Linked DNA regions of Homo sapiens: region 2 is linked to region 1. Evidence: read pairs that join two places in POLR2A ChIA-PET (ENCODE). Cell type or tissue: PC-3. All regions are shown on one strand. Each heading gives the region's core, and the rest is flanking DNA. Links, peaks and the distances in the headings are about the cores only. Region 1 overlaps FMN2 (formin 2). Region 2 overlaps FMN2 (formin 2).

Evidence for each region. Peaks named below come from ENCODE experiments on the same cell type or tissue, not always from the same donor. Only the 100,000 strongest peaks of a DNase experiment are listed, where the experiment ranks them.
Region 2: POLR2A ChIA-PET joins it to region 1 with 18 read pairs; 4 of 35 experiments call an interaction of 5 or more read pairs at or near these places.

The regions. Positions count from the first base shown.
Region 1 is chr1:240,438,394-240,443,782 of GRCh38, forward strand. All of the region lies in intron 16 of FMN2 (formin 2), which reads left to right. Among named protein-coding and RNA genes, the nearest start is that of GREM2, 170 kb to the right of the region's middle. In PC-3, for the core only: no CTCF peak of the experiment used is centred there; no DNase peak of the experiment used is centred there.
Region 2 is chr1:240,233,483-240,238,871 of GRCh38, forward strand. The region is part of intron 6 of FMN2 (formin 2); the gene reads left to right. Among named protein-coding and RNA genes, the nearest start is that of FMN2, 140 kb to the left of the region's middle. In PC-3, for the core only: no CTCF peak of the experiment used is centred there; DNase peaks (open chromatin) are centred at 1,209 and 2,619; H3K27ac peaks cover 3,219 bases.

The DNA of each region.
Region 1 (5,389 bases), core at 234-5,233:
AAGCTGGGATGCTACAGAGAGTAACTAGGGTGCTGGCTTGCCAGGACCACTGTCGGGTAAATCAACTTCTATCATGAGGAAACCACGTAAAAGTGACCACGTAAGAAGGCTGGAACAACCCTGCTGCAATGGCAGACCCACGCACTTCAAAGAACAGATAGCAAAGGCTAGAAGGGTAAAAGGAATAGTTTGCTCAATTCATGGGATATTGTCAGTTTACCACTCATATCAAAAGTTCATCCAGATATCACCAAGAAACACAGATGTCAAAATTTTTTAAAAGACCTTTCAAGATTCTTGTAGAATTATGTGATACCTTCTAAAATAAATCTTTTCAGGAAGGGAAATGTCCCCTCTTCAGTATATGGAATAAAGTCTCTGTGATTATGAAATTCCATAGAGGCATATTACATATTAAGTAATGAAGAAGGCTAGCCCTCCCAGGGCGCCATCCCCAAATAGCTGCGTCTAGTGGGAAACTAAAGGGAAACGTAATCTATACTATAAAGCAAGCCATAATGCCAAACTAACTAGTATACTTCCTAACATCACTAACAGTAACTTTGCTTTAGATCTTTAGAAAACTTACATCCTGTGAGCCAGGATCAGTGGCTCACACCTGTAATCCCAGCACTTTGAGAGGCCAAGGCAGGCAGATCACTTGAGGTCAGGAGTTCAAGACCAGCCTGGCAAACTTGGCAAAACCCTGTCTGTACTAAAAGTACAAAAATTAGCCGGGCATTGTGGTGGGCACCTGTAATCCCAGCTACTTGCGAGACTGAGGCAGGAGAATCGCTTGAACCTGGGAGGCGGAGGTTGCAGTGAGCCGAGATCATGCCACTGAACTTCAGCCTGGACAACAGAGCAAGGCTGTCTCAAAAAAAAAAAAGAAAGAAAGAAAGAAAGAAAGAGTTACATCCTGAGAAACTTTGTTCACAAAATTCCACTGTTTTCTGCTTATTGTCTTCATTTTGGTCTGCTTACACATGATACCATGGTTGTCCACCTGGTTTTCAGTTGTAATTCAATTTTGATACCTCCTTAAATTAGATGAATTAATTGGTTACATTTATAGAGCCTGTAAACCATGCCAGACTTGCGCTTACTCCTATAATAATTACTTAGATTCCATAGGTCTGTCATAGAAGAAACTATCCTCAGTGAATAGTAGGTGGAAAAAGAAAATGGTTTGAACAGAAGGAAAACCCTTTAAACATGCCTGCTAAAGATAATGAGCTTATTCTGCTTCCAAATGCATCAGTAACGTAAAATATGAGAGCTTTCAGTTACATTATATGCAGGTGGGGTAGAAGAGATAATTGCTTAAAAATAAGCGTATGCGAATCACTGTTCTTTTCCTTCAGACTAAGTCATATATTAAGTGATATTTACCAAAAACAGGCTTGCTCAGTTTGGAAGATTGTAAAGAGGAAACTCTTTTTTTAACTTTAGCACGTCACACAGAACTTCCCTTCATGCCCTTCCCTAAGTCCCTACATTCCTCCTTTTACCTCTAATCTAAACCTGGTCCCCTAGAAAAGGGTTTGAAACTTATTTACACTAAGGTTCAAAATGAAAAGAGTCGTGTTTCCCCTTGCGCGATTATTTTCATCATGTCTAGGATTAGAGTCCTCAATGGAGTGTAGATGGTGTGATTTTAGACATCAGCAAGATGGGACTGATGACGTTGTCACTTTGGAGTAGCTGGTCCGATGCACATCAGGTAAGCAAGTGCATCGCTGTCGGAGAATGGCTTGGTCCTGTCGTGGAGGTCCCAGGCCAGGATGCTGGACACCCTCCCTGTCGCTTTCTTCTGCTAGCATAGACCAGAATATAAGCTGGTGAGATGCTTCCTCAGAGAAAATGTTGAGATGGACTAATTCAGATGCTTTGCTCCCTAAGCATCCTCACAGCCCCATCTAATACATGCCCCATGACAGCCTCCTCAGAGTCCCATCTAACACATGCTCCATGAGATAGAATTGTTTCTAGATGACATTATCAATAACAACCCACTGTTTGGTGGCATTATGTGCATCTGACATGCCCAGAATGAGCTTTCCTTCACTCTCTAAGTATCTCATAAAATCAGCTAGATCCATTTTTTTTGGTTCTTTATCCTGTGCTTGTCATGTCCTAGAACTATGTGATGGGCTTTGGGTTCACACTTGGTGAACTTACATTCATGTTAGCAGTGTTGCGAATTGGCAGTTTACAAGTGCTCTTGACTTCAGACTTCTCAGTTTTCTAAATCATTTGCTTTTAATAAAGGGCTAAGGAAGAACACGTGGCAGATGAGAACGCTGCTTTGCCCATTGACTTGCAAAATCTATTACCCTCTTGGCAATTGATAACCAGTTTGCTTGAAAAGGAAAACCATTGGTTGGAGTTGTTTGAAGAACAACTCTGTTCCTTTCCTTAGTGAGGGACCAGCTATGTACTTCTTAGGAAACAGTGAAAAATGAAAATGCACAATTTCTTGTATAAAAATTATTTCAAGACAGCAAAGCATTAAAGCAACCACAGAGCCCTTCTAAGGGTGGCGCCCCATCTGACATCTGACTGCCCAAATGCACACCTATGCCCTGCTTTGGTGTAAACTTTTTTTTTTTTTTTTTTTGAGACATAGTCTCACTCTGTCGCCACACTGGAGTGCGGTGGCGCGATCTTGGCTCACTGCAACCTCTGCCTCCCAGGTTCAAGCGATTCTCCTGCCTCAGCCTCCTGAGTAGCTGAGACTACAGGTGCCCGCCTCCATGCCCGGCTAATTTTTGTATTTTTAGTAGAGATGGGGTTTCACCATGTTGGCCAGGATGGTCTCCATCTCTTGACCTCATGATCCACCCACCTGAGTCTCCCAATGTGCTGGGATTACAGGCGTGAGCCACCACACCTGGCCTGGTGTAAACTTTATATTTTCTATAGTTAAATGGAAAAGTATTTCCAAAATGTTTTGAATGCCCTGGGACATGGATAGGAAATGCCAGTGTGGTCATTTAAGAGTGTGAAACTTCTTGTACAGTTACTATCAGTGTGAGTAGAACCTCAAGTGGAATTACAAATACTTAAAATGGGATACTGTTCTCCAACCTGTTTCTCACCTCTGTACTCCTATCCTATTTACTATCAACCTATTTTCTTCAATGGCTAATCTTATACTGCCTAACAATACGTCTATTTTATACCATTAATTTTTTGATATTTGCATATTGGTCTTTTTTTTTTTTTTTTTTAGTTAACCACTCGGTGTTGGTCCTCATATCTGGATTAGTGTCCTCATATATGGTATAGCTCTCATATCTGGTATGGTCCTCATATGGGATTAGTGTCCTCATATCTGGTATAGCTCTCACTTTCAGCAAGCCACACTGCCTTTCCCCTCTTTGTGTCTCCATAAGTATTTGCTGACTTGTTGCATCATTACCTTTGGAACAGACATGGAAATAAGAACTTAGCCTAGTAAAGTAATAAACATGTTTTCTTGCATAACTTGAGTTGATCATTGTAGGTAATAAAACCCCGCTCTGAATACCTCAAAGCAAAAAGAGAGAGACAGAGAGAGAGAGAGAAATTTTATTTGTTTAGACAGTCAAACCTCAGAAGGGCAAGAGTGGAACTTACTTGTGGAAGTCCTGAATGCAGAATTCTACCTGCTGTGAGTGTGGTTAGTCAGCCACATGTGTCTGTACCTGTCCCTTCCGTGATCCATGTGTCTTTTCAAATGTCCTCTCTCTATTCTTTCTCCTCCTTTTTCCTCTTCTTTCTCTCACCCTTTCTTCCCAACCCACCACCCCTCTGTAGCTTAGCTTTAACTTCCCAGCTAGGCTGTTTCTTAGCTGTCAGCCACTGCCATGGCTTATATTCTCATAACCCAGGAGGACAGAGCAGTTTCCATATCCATCTGCAAAAATACCAGGGAGGAACTCCAAATGAATTGTGTCCATCTCTGGATCAGCCCTGGTGGTACCGTGGTTAGCTTAGCAGTTCACAAACCTGATCCTGAAGCAAGAGAAGAGTGTTACCATGATCAACAGTTCCCTTCAGAGCAGTGTTTTTGAAGGAAGAACAGTTTCCCCAAAAAAGTAAACAATAATCTGGCCTAATTTATTAAGCCTTTAAAATCACCCATGTGATTAGCAAAATGTCTTAGCATGGTAGAAATAACCTGAAAGATGGTGTTAATGGTGTCCTTGAAATTTTTCTGATAGAATTTTCCTTGGAATAGTTTGGTGTATATAGATTGAAAAATATCGTTAAGGTTTTAAATCCTGTATTAATCTTTCTTATGCCACTATTTCTAATTTGCGTCTGATTACAGAGTGATAATAATAACTCTATTTTCTTGCTTCATCCTGATGACGCATGTGATTTGGTTGATATATTTCTCAAAATAGTGAATTTCTACACATCCGTGTCGGATAGGGCTTCTGTCTTTCTAGTCAATGTGTTTGGATTTTTAAGCTCTGCCACTTACTGGCTCCAGAATCGTAGAAAATCAATTAGTTTTCAAGAGTCAGTTTCCTAATCTGTAAAAGAGAAATGATAATACAGTCTTGCAGTGTTATCATGTAGACTAAATGACATAACGTATTTGAAGTATATAGCACAGTATCTACCTTCTGAATGCCTATACTGTTTTTCCATCATTTAATAAAAATGGTATCCTGGTCATGGCTCCCTACAAGGTGACATAACATTGCTAAGGCACACTGACCATCTTAAGAACATAGTCTGTAAACACAAAGTATTATTGTGACTCAGTTACATTCTTGGTTAGACAAAATATCTTGGTTGTGAGTCCAAGGATGAACTTTTGTTTGAAAATGTTCATGTAACCTACCCCTCCATATCTACACTAGGTGATACAATAGACACAGATCAAGTGATCTTGTCACGAATCAGAAAAATTATTTTTTCATCTACTTGGAACTAGACATGTACAATTGTTAATAAGAAATCCTCCTTTTTTGAAAAAACAATCTAGACTTGTCATCACTGAGCAACACAAAACATGTGCAAGTATGCATTTTTTAAAATTTCAATTTGTAGGCCAGGCATGGTGGCTCATACCTGTAATGAGCACTTTGGGAGGCCAGCACTTTGGGAGGCCAAGCACTTTGGGAGGCCAAGGTGGGTGGATCACAAGGTCAGGAGTTCGAGACCAGCCTGGCCAACATGGTGAAACCCTGTCTCCACTAAAAATACAAAAATTAGCCAGGCGTGTTGGTGCATGCCTGTAATCCCAGCTACTCTGGAGGCTGAGGCAGAAGAATTGCTTGAACCTGGGAGGCGTAGGGTGCAGTGAGCTGAGATCACGCCACTGCACTCCAGCCTGGGTGACAGAGCAAGACTCAGTCTCAAAAAAAAAAATTTTTTTTTCAATTTGTCT
Region 2 (5,389 bases), core at 281-5,280, 200 kb before region 1:
CTACTGAGTTTTAAATTTAATTCCACAGAAGTCATCTAGAGGAAGTGACATACTATTGTTCTGAAGACTCATGCTGAGTTTAAGAGAAAAATTCACATTTGAAAGATGTTGCTTATTCTGAAAAACTCAATATATAAATCTTACAAAGAATAGGACCACCTCATTAATTAATTAGTAGGACCTTACAAAGAATAGGACCACTTCATTAATTAATTAGTAGGACCTTACAAAGAATAGGACCACCTCATTAATTCATTAGGGATAAAACCAGCCTATGATATTCCTCCTCTTTCTGTATGCGCATAAAAAGAACTAGAAGCAAGAGGCAGGCGGACTCACACATTGCACATTGGCCCCCTCCCTCCTTAACAAGCAAAATAGCCCATTTTAGTGATCCAGAAACCCTGGAAATGGATTCTTTACAACTATTGACGATACCCACTGGCAATGATGGTCTATATTTCATAGTTACTTTAAAGTCCCAGGCAGATGTGATTCAGCCTTTCAGATGGATGAAAGGGATGTTGGAAGGATAGAATTTTTGCAGGGCATGAATTCATTATTTCTTGGATCTTTTTAACTGATAAGGTATTTTAAACTCATAGACAGCCGTGAGTTTAAATTCATTCCTTTCCATCTATTCCAGTCAGACTTCCCTTGAGCTCATAGTGCCAGCTGGTTTTTCTAGGGGGACAAAGCGGAAAAGAAAAAGAGGCAGAAAAAATTCGAAGAAATTATTGAATTTTTTTGCATTAACAACCTCCTCAGGTGACACTCATCCCCCCTACCCTCGCCATGATTCTTACCTTCTTCCCGATGACCCCTGAAAAGAGGAGAAAAAGGTGAGAAGGGCCAAAGAAATTTTACACAATGGGCAGAACTTCTGTCGGAGAAGATATCAAGGGTGTAGAGATCTTCCAGAAAAGGGAAAACCCATTGTAGAAGAAAGGGAAACAGGCCTTGGAAGGGTGAGTGCACCTGAGCATTGTATGTGAAGATGCTGATTTGTCTCTTTAGCCCAAATCCAGTCTGAGTTTGCATGTCTGTATCTTTTCCACCACAAAGAGACATATATCTTGCTTGCCATAATTGTGATGTTGGACAATAACCACATGATTTCTGCTTTAGGAGATGTGTAAAAAACTTTCTGTCATCACCACCAACCCCCCCACTACAAATGTGTGTATCAGCCTCCCCACAGATTAGCTATAATTAGAAAACCATGTTGAATCACGTTGAGTCAGATGAGGATAACTTCCTGTATTCCCTGTATCCCTGAGGAAACTAAGGTTTATTCTCTTCATGACAAGCTAGTTTCCTTACTTTATTTCTCCAGTTATGTTTTAGCAAAGCAATTATATAAAAATATTTTTTTCATATACTTATAAACTTTTAAAAATCCTGGCCATGTCAGCTTCTAATGTTTGTAAGAGGAATGAGTACATCCCTCTTAACTACACTTACAATTTCAGATTGTTCAAGGATCTGTATTCTTTTCTGTATTCCATGTTGAGCTACAATTAGCATCCTGTGTATGGCAACCAGTATTGCATGCAAAATTCTTCAAAGAATCTATAACACATGACTCATACTAAAGAGTAATTTGGTATTTATACAAACTAAAATTATTCTCTTTCCTGCCTCTACTTTAGTTTTTTGGCTTCTAATTCAAAAATGAGAAAGGGGGAAAAGATGAAGTCTAAGATATTGCGATAAATCAAGAGTGACTTCTTTCTGTCCAGGGTATCCTCATATACAAGTTGAGAAAGAGTGCATGGACGTCATCTTTGCACGATTAAATAGAAAGACTTCTAAGCCAAGATATCAGTCTATGGTGAAGTTAATATTGCTATGATATTCATTTGCTTTTCATTTTAAACGCTCCTTTTATTTGGATCAGATTTTGATTTTTAAATAATTTAATTAATTTTTTGTTTTTTTTTTCAGAGATGAGGGTCTCTCTCTGTTTTCCAGGCTGGAGTGCAGTGGTGTGATCATCGCTCACGACAGCTTCAAACTCCTGGGCTTAGGTGATTCTTCTGCCTCAGCCTCCCAAGTATCTGGGATTATAGGTGCATGACACCATGCCTGGCTAATTAAAAATTTTTTATTATTTTTTTTAGAAATGGGTTCTCACTATGTTGCCCAGGCTGGTTTCAAAATCCTGGGCTCAAGTGATCCACCCACCTCGGCCTCCCAAGTTGCTGGCATTACAGGCATGAGCCACTGTGTCCAGACCCCAGATTAGTTAGTTGTGTAATCTTGCATCAGTGAAGGGCATAAACCTCAAGCTTTTCCTGTCTTCTGGTGAAGTCAACCAGTACCTTTGAGAATAAGGAGCCATCTCCCCTCTTCTTCCTCTGCCCCATATCAAAGTTGGCCTGGCAGAAAAAAATCCCACCCAGAATGTCTGGTAATGTATTCATTAGTCACTCCTGATCATTCAGATGTTTCTTTTTTAAGTTTCTAGTTTTTTAATATCTTAGGTTATTCATGTCTATTGTATCATGTGTGAGGGTTTCTTCTTCCCCAGGAGAGTGTTTTTGGTGTGGAATTACCTTGTACCCGTTTGGAGATAGACACAAAGGAGGTGGGTGTGTGATTCATGCTTGAGCAAATTTACTCCATGCATGATCTGCGGTGAAAGTTGAAGCCTAGGATTCTGCTGATCATTATGGCGTTTTTTGCATGACTTCAGCTCTTTGCACTCATTCAGTTCTATTGGTAGAAAGGTGATTTCCTTTCAGGTGTGACCTGAAAATGGAATTTTTTCTCATCTCCCTAGCACCATCCATACTGTTCAGAATGGAAGCTTTTAGCTTTAGTGACTCTCACTCTCGCCATGCCTTTAACTACATACTTCAGGCCCCTAATACAGTGGGACACCCCATGGTATTTCCTCGTCGCCAGCATTAAAGATTATGTGTTCCAGAATCATTAGACTTTTTGAAAAGACCCCTGTGTTAGTTTTGCACTGTTATAAAGAAATACCTGGGACTGGGTATTTTACAAAGAAAAGAGGTTTATTTGGCTCATGGTTCTGTAGACCACACAAGCAAGGCACCCACATCTGCTCAGCTTCTGAGGAGGCCTCATCACCTTCTGCCATGAAGGTTTTACTCACGGCAGAAGGTGAAGAGGGGAGCAGGGATGTCACATGGTGAGAGAGGAAGCAAGAGAAAGAGGAGGAAGTGCCAGCCTCTTTTTAACAATCACATCTCGTGGGAACTAATAGAGTGATAACTCACTCATTCCCATGAGGAGGGCACAAAGCCATTCATGAGCGATCCTCTCCCATGACCCAGTCACCTCTCGCTAGGACTCACCTTTAACAGTGGAGAATCACATTTCAGTGTGAGATTTGGAGGGGACAAACATCCAAACTATATCAGCCATATAAAAATTAAACTCTTCCAGGGATTTCTTTCAGGGATTTTGTTTTCCTTTTTGCTACTTTGGGTTTAACTTTTTATGGAAGTGCCTTTACAAAGTTAAGTGACTTATTCTTTATGTCTTCAGCAAAGTCAATATTGCTTCCACTAATGGTAGCTAAGGACAGGAAGGATGTGAGTTTTTGTTGTTGTTTTTCACATAGCTGGGAATAGTCATGGAGTAGGCTAGGATTTGGATCTTAGTTTCTTAAGCCACATTTCTACCTCTTATCTCATGAAACAAAACAATGATTTAAAGACTGGGCTAACAGTTCTGTCTTTCTAAGAGTTTGTTTGATTGCTGACTGTCCCTGTTGATGGTTCTTGTGCGGATAATTAACAGGTATAGTCGGATAAGTTGCCACCAACTTAGAAAACAGTCAGGGATCTTTTTTTAAGAGCTGCTTACAGTTGTTCAAGTCAGCCTTGACTCAGCTCTGCATACCAGCTGCTGGTGACCCCAGCTTGCCCCTTTGCACAGACCATGTGATTTTAAGTGTCAAGGTCTTGTCCGTTATCAGTTTCCTACCCTGTAGAACTGCTGTTATGCATTTTGTTTACTGATATGCATTTTCAGTATCTTTCCCTTCTCTGGATTTTTCGAAATAGACTAATTAAATACCGCAGCTGGTCTTTTTATCTTGGGATGGAATCACTTACAGAATGGGACACGTCTTCCTCTCAGATTGAGTCATGGTGTGGTGACAGAAGGGAATTTCATTGGAGCATTAAGATAATCAGAGACTCCATGTGGCATTAATTCACTCCATTACTGTTTATTGAAGAATAACTGTGTGCCAAGCACTGGGCTTAGTACTTTATCTTGGGAGGGGTGGGCAGGGTAGGGGGCAAATTGCAGAATAAGACTGGGCTTTGAGAGAGATTGGAGTTGAGTTATACATGCAGAATTCTAGAGGATACTTGAGTTTCTTTGCCTACTTGCTGCCTTAAATTTAAGAGAATTACACTAGGCTTGGGAAAACAAACTTTCATAATCCCAAATAGCATCTGATTCTAAAATTGCTTTTATTTGACTTCTCAATGAGTCTTTTAAAAGATGATTTCCTTCCTCAGGGTTTTGATCTGGCTGTGTTTGTTTCTATGAACACATTGTCTACAGATTCTAGGCATTAAGCAGAATGAACTAGCTGGAAAAATCCAACCCAGAAATAAACATTCACCTGTAGTCATTTCCAGCAAATGCTTGTATACTTATCGAAAATTCAAATTTACTTTTAACTAAATACCTTTATGCAGCTGACTGTAGTGCTTTGGGGAAGATAATGGTGTTAAAATAAGGTAATGATGATTGAGAAGAAAGGACTGATTCGAGGAACATTTAGGAGTTAGAATGACATCATTTAGCTATCTATTAGATATTCAATAGAGATATTTATGAAAACTTGAAATATGTTTAACATTGTGTATCCTTATAACCACTGCTTCTGAATGTTCAGCCAGTGATCTTGGGTAAAGACATTAAAACTTATTTGGTGAATACCTAACAGTGTATCTCTTCATCATGTGTATGTATCTGTAGATGTGGTATTAGAAACCACTGACACATATAATGACTTTTCAAGATATTTAACTAGTTTATAGGCTCCTGCGTGACTTATTTAATCTTGTGATTTTGTTCTGAGGTAGCTAATAATTTTATCATAACAAGATAAATTTTTAAGAAAATTATTGGAAAGTATGAAGTTTTTATTTGTTCATTTCATTAGTTGCTCTGCTAGAGTTACAAACAAGTACAATTACGTTGGAAATCTACTTCATAGTAAATACTCAGGTTCAAATACATTTACCCTAGGACCCAGTAGTCATAGGAGTAGCATTACTTGAAAAACCCTAAACTGCAAACCTTCTAAATATCTATCAATATTAGATACACGGTGGAATAGTAACAATGAAAAATAGCAATCTGTTATACTCAACAACAATATGGATTTTACAGG